Regions from separate parts of the Homo sapiens genome. Here region 2 is linked to region 1. The links are chromatin contacts, found by Hi-C or POLR2A ChIA-PET in ENCODE. All regions are on one chromosome and are shown on one strand. The core of a region is the stretch at or near the end of the contact, and the rest is flanking DNA. Distances in the headings are between cores, read along the strand shown.

Region 1 (4,003 bases), core at 774-3,273:
GTACCAGCCCATTGTGCCTACTACCATGCTTGAATAGAAGATTTTTCATATTTAAAAAGTATTCAGTATTCAAAGCACAAATTTTGTAAAATGAAGTAAATCCAATTATGACTTAATTGGGATTAATTTTACTGCTTTCTTCCCTTTTAAATAAAGATGAAAGTTTCCTCTGAATAGGACTTGATATTATAATCCGGACATCTGTACTGCAGCTGAGGCAAGAAGCCACACCCTTCTGCAGTCTGTCTGCAGAATCCATCAATACTAGGAGTTTAGACAAGGTCTGCCTTCTGCATTGCTGCATTGCTGTATTTGCTGTGCCTGGTGCTAGCCTGTACTGTCTGCTACATTATTTAACAGAGCAAGCTCTATTTCCAGCAGCTGCCTACATGATCTCATTGTGCTGTTTTGCCAGTTTTCCTCCTCTGACCCCGCCCGGGACCATGTGCCTGAATTGAAATGAATTAATTAAGATGCACTGGAACAAAAGACAACGGGATGCGGAGTATAATTCTTCTTTGTCTGTAGCAATTTCATTACTTTTTTTTTTAAAAAAAAAGGTTTTTCCAGATCTTCTCCACTGTAAAAGCTGAAAAATTATCCGTATCTTAACACACACACACACAAAAGTTCCTAAGTTAGAAACAAGCATCACATGAAAAGGTACCAAAGAATAAAAGCCCAGTGGAAGGATAATGAAATATTTATTTAAAACAACAAAATAGTATTTTCATCCTGAGATTCTCTACCCATCACATAATATTCATATTCTTTGCATCCAATAGAGGTTTTCTTCTCTGTGGTCTTTAGGGCTACCACTTTCATTGTCTATTCGCTGATGTGGTGGGGGCGGGGCGGGGGGGCGGCGGGGAAGGGCGTTTCCCTGGGTCCTGACCATCAGGGTACCCTGGGGCTCACAAAGTGGGCTTTCTCCCTCGCTGAACGTGCAGTCCAGACAGACAGACAGACACACACACACACACACACACACTTCAGTCGGTCAGGGCAGGGCGTCCCACAGACACACACACACACACACACACACACACACACACACTTCAGTCGGTCAGGGCAGGGCGTCCCCAGACCAGACATTAAAGAGCTTGTGAAGTGAATTATGATTTTGCTCAAGAAAAAAAAAAGTCATCTAACTTATAATAGTGAAGAAAACCCTTTTGGAGCCTACAGTTCCGCAATGATGAAAGGTTTTTTTGTTTTTTTTTCAGTCAGCTCCTGACAGAAGAGGTTCAGTGAGGGCGAACCCCGCCCAGTGGCTCCAACGCCATAGAAGCCAGAAACAAACAACCCCGCCCCTGCGCCGCCCTGACACCCGCTGCCGGGGGCTCCGGCAGAAACTCACCATGTTTTCCCGGGAATGTGTGGGTATCTTTCCAAAACGCCAAAGACCGCGGAGGGTCTTCCCACGCTAACCCTAGGCTGCGCTTTGTTCCCGTTCCCCCTCCCACGTCCCCCAGCTCGCCCAACGCCCCCGCTCTTTTTGGGTGCCTCCTCCTCTCCCGGTCCCCAGAGAACAACGCGAGACAGAAAGTGGCCCCTCAGCATCAGCGAAACCGTGCGCACAGACACGGGGCCCAGCCGGGACGCCCCAGACCCCTCGGTCGCGGCAGACGGGCTGCCCGCGGCCCCCGAAAGTCTCTCGGATAACACAGGCGCCTAGGCGCCGCCTTTGTTCCTCCCCAGCGCTCTGCTGCGCCCTGGGCGCAGTACTGGCCCGGTTCCTGCACCCGCACTGCGGCGGCGGCGGGGCTTGAGGATTTGGGGCTAAGCTAAACCTCACAAAACATACCACCACCCTCGCCCAGAGAGCTTACGAAAGAAAAGAGCTTAAAGGTTTTCCAAGTAGAGCCTGGGGGCGCTGACTCCACCCAACGGCCACAAAGAGCCGAAGCCGATTCTCACCATGGTTGCTGCTTCGCGACTGCCGAGCTGATGGCGGAGACGAAGAGGAGAGGTTGTTGCTTCTTACAGCGCGACTCTTAGGCGGTCGATGTAAGAGAACCTGCGGCACATAGGCGGATGCGGCTCCCTATATACAACTCGGTCACCATGGGGATGGGCCGGGGCCTTTTCCTGTTGGTCCAGACCCCCAATCTGCCCAGAGAAGCCATGACAGGAGACTGGTGATTGGTGCAAGCGACGTGGGATGAGGTAATCTCTCCCCCACCCCTTTTTCTCTAGCATCCGTAGACTGTTTGCATCCTTTAGACAAAGAGACCGTGCAGAAGCAGTCGGCCGAGCATCCATTATGGGGCGGGGTTGGGGAGGGGCGGAAGGAGAAGAAAGGGGACTGGGGTTAGAAGACTTTCTGTTGCTTAAACCTCAAACTGCAGTTAAAATTATCTATGTGAGGTTTTTTCCCCCTACCCTTAATAACAATTTATGTTTAGATTAAATATTTAAAGGAAAATGACTGCCAGCCCCTCCCTCGTAGTATATTAAACTCGACTACATTTTGTTAGGGTTCAACATCTCTAATTGCTTTAAACGTAAAGTGGGAGGGAAAATCGGCATGATGCTCGAAATGGCCTGGGTATATGTGATTTTTTTAATTTAAAAAAAGATTTAGCCATACGGTCATTCCAAATGGTTTCTCAGGTTCAACTAACTTATTTTCAGAGCTTCTTCTGCAGGCACACGCACACCCGAATAGCTAAACAAAACTGGAAGATGGAAAGAATAACCATATTAAATAAAGAAGCGAACAAATAGTTCTAACATGGCAATAATCAAGAGCAAGTGAACGTAGAGTAGTTATAATGGTTTACTAGAGGTATTCTTTTATGAGAAGTCTATGTAACACATTTTGTATGGTACATTGTCCTTTGGAATGAATCATCTTTCCTGATAGAAAATTGGGAAAATACAAGGAGAAATAATTGAGCTCAGAAGTTAGTACTACATGTGTGCAGTTACATATCTGAATTGGACTTTTGTCTGGAAAGTAACAAGCAAAATAATAGTAATAACCAATACACCAAATTAAAAAGAAGAAGAGAATAATATAATGTAAAAAGAATTTTGCAATGTCGCCTCCATCCACAGACAACTGTGAAACATCAGCTCAATAAACGCATTTCCTTTTTATGTAGTTCTTATGTCAATTTGGTAAATATCCTCCTGCGAGTGGGCTTCTAACTGTGGGAATTTTAGCCGGCCTCACACCCTTGCTGTTCAGCTAGAGACTCTGGTGGTTGCTCAGTTGTCCCTTGGGACAAAAAGGCTTTGCTTTCACCCCTAGGAAATAAATTGGAGTAAAATTATCTTGATATTTAGGAAGCCTCCATTCTCAGCAACGATCCGGAGTAAGTCACTGGACTTCGTACCACTGGATGTTGGTGATGAAATTTCAGAGGTAAATAAGTTTGGCCACTAAAGTTGAAAATTTATTTTTTACAAATAATTTTTCCTTTTGGTTTTCAGAGACAAATTTTCAGGGTCTGCAGCACTACTCACACAGTGCTCTGCGGAACCCATTCATTCCTGCTAGGCTGGCAGGCTAAGAAGGGCGTGGGAGGGAGGGACTTGAGAATACAGCTGCTGCAGGTTGTGGTGTGACAATGGCGACCACAGATTTTTCTAGCCTGCCATCCACAGTTCTGCTTTACTTGATCAATTTTGCTTCAGTAATATTCTCTGGAAAAAAAATAATATCCAAAATGCAAAAATCATTTTATCTACTTATTGTATATTTCCTAGGAAAAAATAATCCTCAACATCATCTTATCTCCACTTCTTTAGCAAAAAAAAAAAAAAAGTATATTTCAGAAGAGACAGGAGGATTAGGTATTTGAATGCTTCTTTCAGAACCCAGAAATATATTTAACAAAAATAAGAATTAAATGGCATAAGGAAGCATAAGGATTAATAAGTAGCTCATTCAAAATACTTTCACAATTTTAATAATAAAATATATCAGACACTATTGGACTATAGTAACATGTACAAGTCTTTTTGGAATGAGAAGCAGAGTTTGAACATTATT
Region 2 (4,003 bases), core at 1,420-3,919, 110 kb after region 1:
GGCCAGGGAGGACTTGGCTTCTTCCGCCTTGGGTCCAAGCACTACTTTCAGCAACCAGGGGCACAGTCCAAAAGAAGCCCAGACTCTCACTGCTCTTGGGGCTGACATTATCACTCTGGAGGTTAATAATAATAGCAATAATAAAACCAGCTTCCATTTTCAGGCTTTAAGATGTGTGTCCTAAGCACTTCACATGTATTTATTTATTCCTTTAGTCCTCCCAACAACACTATGAGGTAGAAGCTACAGTTAGTTATCTCCCTTTTCTTGAGGGACATGAAGGGACGTAGTGACGAGCCTAAATTCTACAACAGAGTGGTGGATCAGATGGGAAGTGTGGCAGCTGGATGCCAGAGCCCGGCTCTTAACCCAGACTCTTTGCCTACCTTTGCTCCGCCTGGAGTTGCTGGCCTGCTCCTTCTGCTTTAGGGGAGGAGCCTCTTCTGCCTGGCAGTTCCCCACCCAGGCCTGATCCACAGCTCCAGAGCCCTGCTGTGGCAGCCCTCTGTCCCTTCTCCTCCGAGGCATGTAGGTGGCCAGCGGAGCCCTTAAGCAGGGTGAGGACGGGAACTCCATCTGGAACTCCCCAGGCCCAGCTGCAGCCCCAGCAGCCTCTACTCTCAGAGGCTTGGGTCCCCCACTAGTGCCCTGTAGACAGGGCCTGAGCTGGTCCTCCCCAGGCCTTGCCCGCCTCTCCTGATGCAGAGCTGGCTCCCTGCTCCTGGAGGGTGGGGCCAAATCCGGGATAGATGGGGCTCCAGGCCAACAGCAGCTGGGGCTCAGTGCCCAGGACTGCGGCAGGAAGCACCAAGGCTTCCCTAGCCCCTCCTCACACCCACCAAGCCTCCCGGCCCTATCCCGGGTGGGACCCTACCCCTCCCAATTCCCAGGAGTTAGGGGAGGCCAAGCTGTCATTTATTCGTCCTGTCCCATCTCTCCCTTCCTCCCGCTTCCCACTCCCCTGGCAACCAAACCAGACCCATCAAGGAGAAGGAACTGGCAGCTGTGCAGGGAGAGACTAATGGCCCGGAAGGAAGGAGGGGCCTGGAAAGGAGACGAAGGCGGTAGGGACGTGAGCAGGGCGTTGGCCCTGGCCCATCTCACAGGACGCACAAAGGGGGGAGGGGGCTGCTGCCCTGCAATACTGAGGAGCTGGCCAGCCAGGGAGCCGCCCTCCTTACCCCCAGCCAGATATCCAGGCAGGAACCTGAAACCTGCTTCCCCAGATGCACTCTCTTGTCCTCAGGTCCCATCTGAGGCAGACCTGTCTCACAGGACAGCGCTGGAGTCCCCAGCAGCAGCAGCAGCCCCAGCCCTATGGTTCCTGGCAAACCCAGCAGACCTCAGCAACCCGGCTCCTGCAGACCATCCGAGCTGCCTCTGTCCACTCCTGGGCAGGTTGTGCTTGCATTCTGGAAGCTGTTTGACATACAAAGGCCAGATATCAGCCTTCTCGCTAACTCTGGAGTAGGGGAGGGTGTGGTGGGATGTGTGATTGTGTGTGTATGTGTGTGTATGTAGTGTGTGTGCGCATAGATATACAAAGCTGTGTGTATGCATCTGTTTGCGTGCGCAGGTTTGTGGACCTGTTCTGGGGCCTTCTCTCTTTCAGACTGCTGGGGATGGGCACTTTCTCTTTCCCCATCTCTTCCCCATCCAGCCCCACCCATCCCTGGTACCTGCAACTCATCAATACTGGAAACCAGCTCCTGCCAGTCCATCCATCTCTCAGCCTTGGCAGCCGCTGTTGCCCCTCAGCCCCCTCCCCTTCCTACCTCAGGAATCACTCTGGTTCCTGTAAAGCCCATGACTGAGCAGCAATTGGTGTGGGGTTGGGGGGAGGGAGAATCCAGTAAACCAAGACAGAATACAAAAGGCCCACTTAGCCCAGCCCGTGGCATGGGGCAGACCCTCCCGAGTGGGATCCAGAGCTGGGTCCAGCCACCCTCAGCCCCCTATGATGTACCCACCTCATTGGGGCTTGTTGCGGGGTAGGTCTAGGTTTGGGGGCTGTGTCTTTAAGGCTGAAACATCAGCAGACAACCTCTGCTGGGCCGTCTTCAGGGGAGGGGGAGGGGGGCTGGTCAGCCCATTAGCAGCAGAGCTGGCGCCAGGCACCAGCCCTTCACAGGGCCCTGGGGATTAGGGAGAGTAGCTCTTCCCCAGCCCGATCTGCCTCTGCGCCCCTGTCTCCTATTCCTCTCTGGGTGTGGTGAAGGAGGGGTAGCTGACAGCAGGTGAAAATAGAGCCTGGCCTTCAGGGGGCAAGTCAAGGCACTAGCTATGGGGCCTAAGCCAGGTCAACTCTCCCTCCAGCTGGCCTCCTCCCTACTCCTGTGCCAGAAGCCTGCCCTTTAACTTCAGGTCCTTCTACCTCGCAATTTTCAGGGACTCTAGTTCAAGTCAGGCCTTCCTACCCTAGGTTCTAGCTTTGGGTGCTTGTTGGGAGGAAGTGACCCCCACCCCAGCGGCAACAGGGGGCAATCAAGTGGGTAGAGGCCTGCAACCAGGGAAGGGAGGGGAAGGCGCTCCTGCTGTTCCGCAGGGGTGGGGCATCCCCCTCCCCATACAACCCCCCTCCAGCGGGCCATCAGGCCAGTGGGAGGAGCTGCCCGTGCCCCCCCTGAGACCGCAGGGCTATAAAGCCGCCTCGCAGCGGTCTGCGGCTCCTTCCCAGCCCCCGGCCTAGCTCTGCGAACGGTGACTGCCCATCCTTGGCCGCAATGAGCCACCACCCGTCGGGCCTCCGGGCCGGCTTCAGCTCCACCTCATACCGCCGTACCTTCGGTCCACCGCCCTCACTATCCCCCGGGGCCTTCTCCTACTCGTCCAGCTCCCGCTTCTCCAGCAGCCGCCTGCTGGGCTCCGCGTCCCCGAGCTCCTCGGTGCGCCTGGGCAGCTTCCGTAGCCCCCGAGCGGGAGCGGGCGCCCTCCTGCGCCTGCCCTCGGAGCGCCTCGACTTCTCCATGGCCGAGGCCCTCAACCAGGAGTTCCTGGCCACGCGCAGCAACGAGAAGCAGGAGCTGCAGGAGCTCAACGACCGCTTCGCCAACTTCATCGAGAAGGTACGCTTTCTGGAGCAGCAGAACGCGGCCCTGCGCGGGGAGCTGAGCCAAGCCCGGGGCCAGGAGCCGGCGCGCGCCGACCAGCTGTGCCAGCAGGAGCTGCGCGAGCTGCGGCGAGAGCTGGAGCTGTTGGGCCGCGAGCGTGACCGGGTGCAGGTGGAGCGCGACGGGCTGGCGGAGGACCTGGCGGCGCTCAAGCAGAGGTCAGGGGGCAGGGCTGGGCCGCTGCCGTCGAGGCGAGGTCGAAGCGGCCGTCGAGGCGGCTGCTCTTGCCTCCCCTCGCTTCCCCTCTCCATCAGCAGCCCAAGGGTGTGGCTCCCCTTACCAACCCAGGTGTGTGCGGGCAGCATCCCTGCCCACGGGCTCCAAGTGCCCCCCGCTACCCCTTTGCTCTGAGTGTTTGGGGAGGTGGGAGAAGTGGGTATCTGTGCCTCCCCTGAGTAATGAGGAAACCCCCTTTTCAGCTCCCAGTCCGTTAGAGACAATGCGGGGCAATTCCATTAGACAGCCTCAGCCCTCCATTTAGAGTCCTGGGCAGCAGAACAGCCTCTAACCGGATCCTGGGGGGCGTGCGGTCTGGGGTGCGAGCTGGGCGGCGACCCCGCAGTTCAGCCTCTGCACGCTCTTCCCGTCAGGTTGGAGGAGGAGACGCGCAAGCGGGAGGACGCGGAGCACAACCTCGTGCTCTTCCGCAAGGTGAGTCCGAGCCCCTCTCCGAGTTCAGCCTCCCCACCGCTACCCCCGATCTCAGTATCCAGAGGTGGCATCGGTGGGCGCGGGGAGAAGGGGGTAACCCAGATGCCTCCTGAGGCAGACAGGGAAGGCCTGGTCCTTCCTTGGTCTGCGCAGCCCCTAACTTATCTTGAACCTCCACTGCCACCCCTCGAAGGACGTGGACGATGCCACTCTGTCCCGCCTGGAACTAGAGCGCAAGATTG

The links. A loop is a pair of places that touch in the nucleus more often than their neighbours do. ChIA-PET counts read pairs that join two places held with the same protein, here RNA polymerase II (POLR2A). Pooled maps may share reads with other maps.
Region 2: a pooled map shows a loop between it and region 1 (3-fold over the local background). The contact joins the promoter of PRPH here to the promoter of TUBA1A in region 1. A Hi-C loop is called at or near these places in 4 of 50 pooled maps. POLR2A ChIA-PET finds 5 or more read pairs at or near these places in 2 of 52 experiments (OCI-LY7 and WTC11).

What each region holds. Positions count from the first base shown.
Region 1 is chr12:49,187,057-49,191,059 of GRCh38, forward strand. It overlaps TUBA1A (tubulin alpha 1a), which reads right to left and starts at 2,024. Exons shown (of 4, transcript NM_006009.4): 1 at 1,921-2,024. The coding sequence starts at 1,923. RefSeq lists enhancers at 1,703-2,294, 1,793-1,912.
Region 2 is chr12:49,292,478-49,296,480 of GRCh38, forward strand. It overlaps PRPH (peripherin), which reads left to right and starts at 2,670. Exons shown (of 9, transcript NM_006262.4): 1 at 2,670-3,268; 2 at 3,701-3,761; 3 at 3,955-4,003. The coding sequence starts at 2,724. It overlaps TROAP-AS1 (TROAP and PRPH antisense RNA 1), which reads right to left. Exons shown (of 8, transcript NR_120449.1): 6 at 2,783-4,003; 7 at 1,971-2,058; 8 at 154-1,419. RefSeq lists enhancers at 162-925, 926-1,688, 1,768-2,685, 2,686-3,602.